Linked DNA regions of Homo sapiens: region 2 is linked to region 1. The links are chromatin contacts, found by Hi-C in ENCODE. All regions are on one chromosome and are shown on one strand. Each heading gives the region's core, a stretch centred on a gene start or an enhancer-like site at or near the end of the contact. The rest is flanking DNA. Distances are from core to core; before and after follow the strand shown. Region 1 holds the start of PTPN9 (protein tyrosine phosphatase non-receptor type 9). Region 2 holds the start of COMMD4 (COMM domain containing 4).

Evidence for each region. A loop is a pair of places that touch in the nucleus more often than their neighbours do. Pooled maps may share reads with other maps.
Region 2: a pooled map shows a loop between it and region 1 (4-fold over the local background). The contact joins the promoter of COMMD4 here to the promoter of PTPN9 in region 1. A Hi-C loop is called at or near these places in 5 of 50 pooled maps.

Annotation. Positions count from the first base shown.
Region 1 is chr15:75,575,884-75,581,988 of GRCh38, reverse strand. PTPN9 (protein tyrosine phosphatase non-receptor type 9) reads left to right here and starts at 2,674. Exons shown (of 13, transcript NM_002833.4): 1 at 2,674-3,275. The coding sequence starts at 3,213. RefSeq lists silencers at 2,317-2,806, 3,067-3,466 and an enhancer at 2,509-3,107.
Region 2 is chr15:75,331,359-75,337,533 of GRCh38, reverse strand. It overlaps COMMD4 (COMM domain containing 4), which reads right to left and starts at 1,471. Exons shown (of 8, transcript NM_017828.5): 1 at 1,442-1,471. The coding sequence starts at 1,444. RefSeq lists enhancers at 1,078-1,247, 1,588-1,637.

The DNA of each region.
Region 1 (6,105 bases), core at 1,425-3,924:
GCAGGAGAGTGGAGTTTTATTATTATTATTATTATTATTATTTTGATTCAGCGTCTCGCTGTTTCGCCAGGCTGGAGTGCAGTGATGCGATCTTGGCTCACTGCAACCTCCACCTCCCGGGTTCAAGCGCTTCTCCTGCCTCAGACTCCCGAGTAGCTGGGACGACAGGTACGCGCCACCATGCCCAGCTAATTTTTGTATTTTTACTAGAGACGGGGTTTCACCATGTTGGCCAGGATGGTCTCGATCTCTTAACCTCATGATCCGCCTGCCTCAGCCTCCCAAAGTGCTGGGATTACAGGCGTGAGTCACCATGCCCGGCCTGGAGCTTTATTATTACTGAAATCAGTCTCCCTGGAGCATTAAGGGATCAGAGTTTTTAAAGATAATTTGGTGGGTAGGGGCTTAGGAAGTGGAGAGTGCTGATTGGTCAGGTTTGAGATTGGATCATAGGGAGTTGAAATGAGTTTTTCTTGCTGTCTTCTGTTCCTGGTTGGGATGGCAGACCTATTTGGGCCAGATTACCAGTCTGGATGGTATCAGCTGATGCACTGGGTGCAGGGTCTGCAAAATATCTCAAGCACTGATCTTAGGTTTTACAATAGTGATGTTATCCCCAGGAGCAGTTTGGGGAGGTTTAGACTCTTGGAGCCCATGGCTGCATGACCCCTAAATTGTAATTTCTAATCTTGTAGCTTAATCTGTTAGTCCTGCAAAGGCAGACTGGACCCCAGGGAAGAAGGGGGTCTTTTCGGGAAAGGGCTATTATCAATTTTGTTTCAGAGTCAAACCATGAACTGAATTCCTTCCCAAAGTTAGTTCGGCCTATGCCCAGGAATGAACAAGGACAGCTTAAGGGTTAGAAACAAGATAGAGTCAGTTAGGTCTGATTTCTTTCACTGTCATAAAATCATCAGTTATAATTTTGCAAAGGCAGTTTACCAGGAGTTTGAGACCAGCCTGGGCAACATAGTAAGACCCCTATCTCTACCAAAAAAAAAAAAAAAAAAATTAGCCAGGTGCAGTGGTGTGCACCTGTAGTCCCACCTACTCAGGAGGCTGAGGCGGGAGGATTGCTTGAGCCCAGGACTTTGAAGCTGCAGTGAGCTGTGATCACGCCACTGCACTCCAGCCTGGGCAACAAAGTGAGACCCTGTGTTAAAACAACAACAACAACAACAACAACTTTGGGAGGCCGAGGTGGGCGGATCACGAGGTCAGGAGATTGAGACCATCCTGGCTAACATGGTGAAAGCCCGTCTCTACTAAAAATACAAAAAAATAAAAAAAATAAAAATAAAAATTAGCCGGGCGCGGTGGCGGGTGCCTGTAGTCCCAGCTACTTGGGAGCCTGAGGCAGGAGAATGGCGTGAACCTGGGAGGGGGAGCTTGCAGTGAGCCGAGATCGCGCCACTGCACTCCAGCCTGGGTGACAGAGTGAGACTCCGTCTCAAAAAAAGAAAAACAAAAAAGCCAGGCGCGCGGTGGCTCACGCCTGCCTGTAATCCCAGCACTTTGGAAGACCGAGGCGGGCGGATCACAAGGTCAGGAGTTCGAGACCAGCCTGACCAACATGGTGAAACCCCGTCTCTACTAAAAATACAAAAATTAGCCGGGCGTGGTGGCTCGCACCTGTAATCCCAGCTACCCAGGAGGCTGAGGCAGGAGAATCGCTTGACCCCGGGAGGTGGAGGTTGCAGTGAGCCGAGATCGCGCCACTGCACTCCAGCCTGGGCGACACAGAGACTCCGTCTCAAAAAAAAAAATAAAAAAAAAATCATAGGAGCATCACAACTCACAGCACCTTCCTGTTGTCTGAAGGCCCCTCCTTTGGGTCCCTCAGGACTGGCTCCAGGGCTTCAGCCTTGGAACTAGTTGTGGACTTTGGGTCCCTTTGGAATATTTATCTTTGGCTTGGAATAATGCAACAACGTACCAGACCCAGCCTTGCCTTCTCTATGCCCCATTCCTCCCCAAATGACTCCAAGACTGTACCCCTAATCCTGAACCCTTTGCTGCACTTGCCCTAGTGAAAATCAAAGGTCTGCAAAGGCCGCGTCATTCCTGAATGATGTTCGGAGTCTGATGTCGTTTCTATGGGGGATTAAAATTAGCGACACTGGAGATGAATTACAGGGTGCAGCCAGTAAGGAGGGAGAGAGAGGGAGGCAGGTGCGATTCCTTCCACCTAAGCATCCTGGCCTGGCAGGCAACCTTTCCAGGGTCTTTCAGGCTGCAAGCGACAAATAGTTGAGGATTGTGGGTTTCTCACGCGTAGGTGGCAGCGGCAAGTTAACCCCAGGAGAGGTGCCAGTCAGCAGATAATTTGCAAACGAACGTATTCTCCTCCTCCTCCGAGGATCTGAGCCTCACGAAATACTCTTTTCTTCCTTTTTCTCCCTCCCGCAGTCGAGTTGCCTTCCGTCCAGCTAGGGTCCCCTCCCCGCCCGGGTCCCCTCCCCCTCCCGGTCCCCTCCCCCGCCCGGGCTCCTCTCTGTCTCCCCCTCCCGGACTGCGTCCTCGCTCCGCCGGGCCCTCCTCGCCGCCAGCTTGTGAATGAGACGCTCAGTTTCTCAATGGAGCCGCGGGGGGCTCGGGCGGCCGCGGGGCGGCCGCAGCGTTGGCCGTGAGTCAGGAGGGGGGCGCGTTTCCCTCGCTCCCTCTCCACTCCCTCCCTTTCGCTGCGGCCGCCCGCGAGGAGCCTGGCTGAGGCAGCCGCGCAGGTCGCAGGGCCAGCGTCCGCGAGGACGGCCCGGCTGGGCGGCCCCGAGCTCTGTGGCGCTGTGGAGGAGCGGGAGCGCGGCCGAGGAAGCGGGGCGCCGAGGGGGTCGGCGGCCTTCGGGAAATTTCCGCCGACCCTTCGCTCCCGGCTCTAAAAGTTCCTGATTTCCTATTTCCTTTTAAATCCCGAGTGGCTGTTAGCTCTTCGCCTGCACTTTTTCTTCCCCAGGAGATAAGGGGGAGTGTGAGGAACGGAGCGAATAATATAAAAAAGGATTTCCTCCCGGAAGAGAGCGGCAGTTCGGAGAGATTTTTCTTAAGGAAGCAGAAGCGGCGTTTGCGGCCGCTGCAGGCGCCGGGCCCTGCCGGCCACACTATGCGCGAGCCGGCCCCGGGCTGCTGAGGCGCGGGGACGCGGAAGCGGAGGCCGAGCGCGCCGGGCTCCCGCGCTCGCGAGCGAGTTTTGTCCGCCCGGCGGCGGTGGCGGGGGGATGGAGCCCGCGACCGCGCCCCGGCCCGACATGGCGCCGGAGCTGACCCCGGAGGAGGAGCAGGTAAGCGGGCCCGAGGCCGCCGCGTTGGGTGTGTCCGGGCCCCCGAGGCCTACGCCGGCCTCTGCCTCCCGAGTGCCGGCTCTTTGCAGCCACGGGGCCGCAGCCCCCCGCTCCCGTGCCCGGCTCGCGGGCCTCCCTCACCGGCGACCGCGCCCCAGGCCGCCACCCCCTCGTCGGGGGACCCACGGGACCCTACTCCCGTTCCCGCCGCTTCTTTCGCCGAGGCTTACCAGCCTCAGACGGTGCCCTCCGCACCCCACCCCCTATTCCAGGGGCAAAGTTCCTTGGATCCAGGGGCCTTCTTCCCGAGATTTGCAGAACCGCTGCTTGCCCCCGGCCCTTCCACTCCCTTGTAAATGTTTTCCGTGAGGGTTTGTGGCTTTTGAAGGGCAGGAAAAGCCCCAGTTTGGGGGGTGCTTCCTGTGGGGATTATCTCCCTTCCCGAGGAGAGGGCTGAGAGTATTGGATGCATAGATGCCCTAGATTTTCAGAGGAGCCTCTTAGGTTTCTCAGGCCCACTTGGGCAGGTTATGGAAGATCCAGCCCTTCTCGTGTTCCTAAAGTCCCTGGCCTTGACCCCCCTATTCAGCTATCCCAGACGGGGCGCATCTCCTCACCCGCGCTTCCCTACCCTCGTCTCATCTGACTGTCTCCATCTTTCTGAAGCTTACATTGAGCTCTATTGTTCCTTAAAAGCCTATGACCTTTAGTTTTCAGAAGGAAGTGGTTTGCTGTCTCATTTTGGGGGCCCTTGTAACTTTCCCTCCCGCACATTCCAGCTGCGGAGACAGGGACCACTCCTGAGGAAGATGGGAAGGTCTGCTAGCTTAGACTGGGAACCCTACGGGCTTTTCGCTGTCTCTTCCTTGGCACTGCCCATACCCCGCCATAGCTATGCTCGATTATAGTCATAGTCTGATTCCATGTTATAAATAAAAAAAATAAAAATAAACATGAAAAAAGAAAAAGGCAAACCATGCTGGCAACCCATTTCAAGCTCTACAGCTCTTGTTTCCAAGGACCACATTTGCTAGCACAGCCTCTAGTGTGAAGACAGTCCAGTTTTACAAACTATTATTGGCTAATGGGCTTGTTGACCTGATTTTTTAAAGTCCTTGTCTTTTCTCCTTATTTGTGGAGATGACATTTTTCTATTTGGCCTCAGGCCACGGTTTTGTCTTTTGACACCTGGTGATGAAATCTGTATGGGAAAAAAATTTAAAAAGAATTCTGCTTTGTACAAGCAGTGGTAATGAATGTCCTGGTAACTGCAGTTGGATGTTAATAAAATGCTAGTCAGACCCTAGTGCAAGCAGGTGGCCAAGGAGCCCATTCTGCCAGAATTGGGAAGTACTTCAGTACTAAGATAGGATGTGTTGGCTGATTTTAAAGGGACAAAATCTCTTTCTTTCATCCTTTTCCTTGGGTCAGTCAGATTTCTGTTTTTAAGACTTAAAGCCATCAGTATTCTATGCAAATAGCATCCGTTGCAAATTTGAAAACTAAAACCAGGAAAAGTAAATATTAAAGTATTGATAGTATTGACATGGTATTGGCTTTACTTTGTACATAGTGCATACACATATATACAGATGTGTTTAACTAGTAAAAACCTTATCTTTTACCCTGAATTGAATGTGATGGGCATTAACAAGGACTAGGATGGAAACGGCAAAATGTTTATTAAAGTCAAGAGATTGTGTGTGTGTGTGTTTTTAAAATCTTATCTCTTTTTTCTACAAAATATTATTTTTTTACAAGCATTTCAAAATATTGAAACAAAAGCAGTATAGTTCTAATTATGGTAATGCCTAATGTTACCATATTTTAGTTTAATATCACATAAGAGTACTCTCTTTTTTTTTGAGATGGAGTTTTGATTTTTTGTTTGTTTGTTTGTTTTTTTGAGACAGAGCCTCGCCCTGTCATCTAGGCTGGAGTGCAGTGGCCTGATCTTGGCTCACTGCAACCTCTGCCTCCAGGGTTCAAACGATTCTCCTGCCTCAGCCTCCCGAGCAGCTGGGATTACAGGCGCCTGCCACCATGCCCAGCTAATTTTTGTATTTTTAGTAGACGCGGGGTTTCACCATGTTGGCCAGGCTGGTCTTGAACTCCTGACCTCATGATCTGCCCGCCTCGTCCTCCAAAAGTGCTGGGATTACAGTCGTGAGTTACTGCGCCTGGCCGGAGTTTGGGTTTTGTTGCCCAGACTGGAGTACAATGGCGTGATCTCGGCTCACTGCAACCTCCATCTGCCGGGTTCAAGCGATTCTCCTGCCTCAGCCTCCTGAGTATCTGGGATTACAGGTACCCACCATGCCCAGCTAATTTTTGTATTTTTAGTAGAGATGGGGTTTCACCGTGTTGGCCAGGCTAGTCTCATCATACTCCTGGCCTCAGGTGATCCACCCGCCTTGGCCTCCCAAAGTGTTGGGATCACAGGTGTGAGCCACTGCACACAGCCAGAAGTACCCTTTTGTTTTTTAACTGAGTCTTGCTCTGTTGCCAGGCTGAAGTGTAGCGTTGTGATCTCGGCTCACTGCAAACTCTGCCTCCCTGATTCAAGCGATTCTCCTGCCTCAGCCTCCCAAGTAGCTGTGACTTCAGGCGTGCGTGCCACCATGCCCAGCTAAGTTTTGTATTTTTACTAGAGACGGGGTTTCACCATGTTGGAGGATGGTCTCGATTTCTTGACCTCGTGATCCACCCGCCTTGGCCTCCCAAAATGCTGGGATTACAGGCCTGGGCCGCTGTGCCCAGCCAAGAGTACTCTTTTTTTTTTTTTTTTTTTTTTTGAGATGGAGTCTTGCTCTGTTGCCCAGGCTGGAGT
Region 2 (6,175 bases), core at 222-2,721, 240 kb after region 1:
TGCAACCTCCGCTTCCCAGGTTCAAGTGATTCTCCTGCCTCAGCCTCCCAAGTAGCTGGGATTACAGGCATGTGCCACCACACTCGGCTAATTTTGTATTTTTAGTAGAGACAGAGTTTCACTATGTTAGCCAGGCTGGTCTTGAACTCCTGACCTCAAGTGATCCGTCCCCCTCAGCCTCCCAAAGTGCTGGGATTACAGGCGTGAGCCACGGCGCCTGGCCAGTGGCTTGCTATCCTTTAAGTGACACATCAGACCAGCCCTTCTTTTTTTAAAAAATAAAAAAATAAGACAGAGTCTCCCTCTGTTGCCCAGGCTGGAGTGCCATGGCCATGCTGGTCTCGAACTCCTGACCTCAGGTGATCCACCCTCTTCACTCTCCCAAAGTGCTAGGATTACAGGCATGAGCCACCGCACCCAGCCAGAACAGCCTTTCTTGATTATACTTCTTAAAATAGCCCCTCACACAAGGAAATTATGGAGGCCAGTGGATACGTTCATTATCTTGATTGTGGTGATCCAAGAGCCAGGAAGATTTGTTCTCTACTTGTCCAGCCTCATCTTTCCCTAACCTGCAGATGATACTCTCCCAGCTATGGGAAATGCATCCATTCCTGGGGAGCCATACTCTCTCTAACCTGAAGTCTCTGCACATGCTGTTCCCTGTCTGAAGACACACGTCTCCCACCCTTGCCTCCCTACCCCTGGTACACAAACTGTACTTCAGCCAGCCAGCTCCTGCCATCCATCCGCCTTTAAGTTTGATGGCATCCTTAGGAAGCCCCCTTAGCACTACACACAAGGCGCAGTTAGGTCTCTGCCCCTGGAGCCTTAGCTATGACTCCAATTCAAGCCTCCGATTTCCCCTTCCCTTGGCAGCTCAAGTCCTCCCAGTGCCTAGCACACTTCATGGTATAGACCAGGCGCTTAGAACGTACGGATGGATGGATTGGATGGATGGATGGATAAGTCTCAACCCCAAAACTACTACTTTCTGGCTCTGGAAAGAGCGGAGGGGCTTCCTAACAGTGTGGAAGAGTGAGCCTGATTCTAAGCACCTTCTTGTACAAGCCCCACGGCAGGGCTGGGGAAGGGGGTATCCTTGGGAGGTCCTCTTGGGGATGGGGAAGACCTGAAAGGACTCCCAGCTCCAGACAAGCCCTAGTTCCTGCCCCGGGAGGCAGGGGCCCTTCCTTCCGCCAGGGAAGCACCGGGACTCTAAGCCGGCCGGCCTGCTCTGTCTTACCCGCCCCGTACCCCCGCCCCCGTCTCGGGAGCGGGAGAGTGGTGGACTTTTCCCTACCAGACTCACAGCCCTCACGCCCGCACACACTGTGTTTGCGGAGAGGCCAGTACAACCTCCCCCAGTTTCCGGAGCCACTTGGCGCCCCCTCATTCCCGCTCCAGCAGCCCAAGCCTCGCTTCGCCCCTAGTGCCTCACCATCGCGCCAAGAAGCCAGGGCCCGGGAATTTCTTTTTCCGGTCCCGCAGGGTCAGCTGAGTCGACGATCACGTGACTTGGACTAACTGCCTCTGGGAGGGCGGGGCCTGCTCGAGTGAGGCCGGGAGCGGACCGCAGCCCGCTGGAGGTGCAGGGGGCGAAATGCTGGCGTCTCCTCCTCCGTCTCCCAGAATCCTTCCCTGGAAAAAACTGGCGCCAACCGCCAGTTTAACTGAGGACCGAATTAAGACATTAGGAAAGACAGTGGAAGTTATTTCATTTGTTTAACTTAAGGGGGTAGGATCCCGGGAGCCAGGGTGTTTCAGGTCATTGACACGTTTTCCACTGTTAAGCGAATAGCATTATTCACAGCTGCGGGCTGTGGCAAAAGACATTTTAAAAACTATTGACGTCTACTACACATACAGAAAATTGTACCTATTATAAAGCTTAATAAGTTTTCATCAACTGTACACCTCACATAACCAGCACCCAGGTAAGGAAATAAACCAGATAACTTCTTCAAGTGCATGGGTATTTTATTTCATTTTGATGAATCATCTAGGTGCCTAGCAAAAAGGGCTGTCATAATTACTTGCTCAGGAAAACTCCCTACAGCTTCAACATCAATAGATGCTTATCTTAATTTTTGCCAGTCTGATGGGGAAGAAAAATCGGTTGCTTAGGTTGCAGTGGTAGTCTGATTACTGGTAGCTCTGAGCTAATGGGTAGTCTAGAACAACTAAGTTTCCGACATTGACTTGAAGAGGCAAAAACAAAAAGACAAAACAACAAGAAAAATACATTTGAGAATAGACTAATAACCAGAGACAAAATTGAATACAGTCGTCCTTTGGTAACCTCAGGATGTTGGTTCCAGGACCCCAGAGATACCAAAATTCACAGATACTCAAGTCCCTGATATAATATGGCATAGTATTTGCAAATAACCTGTGCACATCCTTCCGTATACTTTAAATCATCTCTAGATTACTATAATACCTAATACAACGTAAATGCTTTGTAAATAGCTGTTATAAAGTTTTTTAATTTTTTTTTTTGAGACGGAGTCTTGCTCTGTTGCCCAGGCTGGAGTGCAGTGGCGCGATCTCCACTCGCTGCCAGCTCTGCCACCCGGGTTCACGCCATTCTCCTGCCTCAGCCTCCCGAGTAGCTGGGACTACAGGCGCCCGCCACTGCACCCGACCTGTGTTTTTTTATTGTTTTACTTTTTCCAAATATTTTCGATGCACAGTTGGTTAAATCCAAGGATCCAGAACCTCAGGATACAGAGGGCTGACTGTAGTTTGAGCTCTCTCCTCAATTCCATGCCTATCCCATGCAACAGGTGCAGCTGGTTTTATTGTTGCAGGCTTTCAGGTTTTTAAAAGACAGAGCCCATGACAATTAAACTGCACTATAAAATAGAAATGTAAAGTGTCCCCAATTCATGGTAAAATTGAGCTCATTTCTGAAGAGTTCTTTTACAAATCATAACCACTAGCCTGTTGAAAACAACAGTACGTTAAGTTACTAGACTATCCTAAACCATGTCAAAAAAATTTTTTAAGAATGTTAAGACCTTTAATCATAGCACTTTGGTAGGCCAAGGCCGGTGGATCGCTTGAGCCCAGGAGTTCTAGACCAGCTTGTGCAACATAGGGAGACCCCAGTCTCTACAAAAAATTACCCGCTTGTCCTGGTGCACACGTGTTGTCCCAGCTACCTAAGAGGCTGAGGTCAGAGGATCTCTTGAGCCTGGGAGGTGGAGGCTGCAGTGAACCATGATGGCACCACTGTACTCCATCCATCCTGAGCAACAGAAGGAGACCATCTCAGAAAAATAAAATAAAATAAAAATAAATAAATAAATAAATAAATAAATAAATAAAGGCTGGGCACGGTGGCTCATGCCTGTAATCCTAGCACTTTGGGAGGCCGAGGCAGGCAGATCACCTGAGGTCAGGAGTTCGAGAGCGGTGGCCTGGCTAACATGGCAAAACCTGTCTCTACTGAAAAAAAACAAAAAAAATTAGCAGGGTGTGGTAGTGGGTGCCTGTAATCCCAGCCAGTCAGGAGGCTGAGGCATGAGAATCGCTTGAACGCGGGAGGTGGAGGCTGCAGTGAGCCGAGATTGCACCGCTGCATTTCAGTCAGCTTGGGCAACAGTGTGAGACTCCGTCTCAAAAAAAAAAAAAAAAAAAAGATGATTTGACTATTTAGAGCCGTGGTTCTCACACATTAGAGTGCATCATCATCACCTGCAGGGCTTGTGAAACCGGCTGCTGGGCCTCACACCAGAGTTTCTAACTCAATAGGACTGAGGTGGGGCCTGAGCATTGCGTGTCTATATTCCCAGGTGACATTTGAGACCATGCTTTGAAAACCACTAGTGTAGGGAAATATACTACAGAATATGTTATGAATATTCTTGAGAATATGTATATATGTTAACTTAGGGTTTCTGTCCAGTGGAAAAGATAACACCCAAAGATGGCAGTTTTATTTCCCAATATGATTTTCTTTTTTTTTTTTGAAATGGAGTCTCGCTCTGTCACCCAGGCTGGAGTGCAGTGGCGCCATCTTGGCTCACTGCAACCTCCACCTCCTGGGTTCACGCCATTCTCCTGCCTTAGCCTCCCGAGCAGCTGGGACCACAGGCGCCCGCCACCACGCCGGGCTAATTTTTTTATATTTTTAGTAGAGACGGGGTTTCACCGTGTTGGCCAGGATGGTCTCAATCTCCTGACCTCGTGATCCGCCCGCCTCGGCCTCCCAAAGTGCTGGGATTACAGGCGTGAGCCACTGCGCTCGGCCCCCCTTTTTTTTTTGAGACGGAATTTAATTCTGCCGCCCAGGCTGGAGTGCAGTGGCACAATCTCAGCTCACTACAACCTCCGCCTCCAGGGTTCAAGCGATTCTCTTGCCTCAGCCTCCTGAGTAGCTGGGACTACAGGTGACCACCACTGCACCTGGCTAATTTTGTATTTTTAGTAGAGACAGGGTTTCAACATGTTGGCCAGGCTGGTCTTGAACTCCTGACCTCAGGTCATCCGCCTGCCTTGACCTCCCAAAGTGCTGGGATTACAGGTGTGAGCCACCATGCCTGACCTCCCTATAGGATATTAACAAGTTTTGTCTCTATCTCAGAATACATTTCAGAATGCCCTTCCTGGAGCATTACAGACACTGTCTCTCAAAAAGCTCCTTGAACTTGCTTCACCATGTTGCTAACTCCCTTGTGAATTAAAGAAAATATCTTATACATATTCCTTCATTATTTGTATGAAAGTCATGCTTTTAACATTGTAAAAATTATTCTTCAGGCTGGGTGCGGTGGCTCATGCCTGTAATCTCAGCACTTCGGAAGGCCAAAGTGGCGGGATCACGTGAGGCCAGAAGTTTGACACCAGCCTGGCCAACATGGTGAAACTCCGTCTCTACTAAAAAAAAAAATCAAAATTAGCTAGGGGGTGCACACACCTGTAGTTCCAGCTACTTAGGAAGCTGAGGCACAAGAATTGCTTGAACCTAGGAGATGGAGGTTGCAGTTAGCTGAGGTCGTGCCACTGCACTCCAGCCAGAGCCAGACCGAGACTCTATCTCAAAGAAAAAAAAAGAAAGAAAATTATACTTCGATACAGTATGCTAATATAAAGGATATAATCTGGTTTGGCTGTGTGTCCCCATCCAGATCTCACCTTGAATTGCAATAATCCCCACGTGTCAAGGGTGGGACCAGGTGGAGATAATTGAATCATGGGGGCGGTTTCTCCCATGCTGTTCTCGTGATGGTGAATGAGTTATCACGAGATCTGATGGTTTTATAACAGGCTTTCTCCTTTGATTCGCTCTCCTTCTCTCCTGCTGCCCTGGGAAGAGGTATCTTCTGCCATAATTGTAAGTTTCCTGAGGCCTCCCCAGCCATGCAGAACTGTGAGTCAACTTAAACATCTTTTCTTTATAAACTACTCAGTCTTGGGTATTTCTTCATAGCGGAGTGAGAATGGACTAATACAGTGTACTAATAACAGCCCAGACAGTAGTATACAGGTACTACTATACTTTGATGCTAGAGGTATTCCCATTAAGGTCAGGAGCAGTATGCGCTATCATTACCATGATCTAACATTGTTCCAGAGGGTTTTAGGTCAGCAGTTCTCAACTGGAGGTGATTTTGCCGCCCTGGGGATATTTGACAGTATCTGAAATCACTTTGGCTGTCACACTGAGGAGTGCTGCTGGCATGTGGCAGGCGGAGGCTGGGGATGCTGCTAAACATCCTGCGAGGCGCAAACAGCTCCAGAACAGAGAACTGTCCAGCCCTAAACATCAACAGTGCTGCTGTGGAGAAAGCCTGGTCTAGACAAATAAAACATGGGAAATCCATTAACATACATGTGGGTGGATAATCAACTGGCATTTGCCAATGGCAGTCTAGCTAGGAGGTCCAAAAGGAGCACCTGAAGGACAGTTAGATTTTGCAGGGGCTGCATGGTGGCTCATGCCTGCAACCCCAGTGCATTGTGAGGTCGCATTGGGAATATCTCTTGAGGCCAGGCGTTCAAGACCAGCCTGGGCAACATAGTGAGACCGCATCTCTACTAAAAATTAAAACATCAGCCAGATATGGTGCTGCGCTCTGATAGTCCCAGCTGCTGAAGTGGGAGTATCGCTTGAGCCCAGGAGTTGGAGGCTATGGTGAGCTGTGATCATGGCACTGCACTTGGAAAA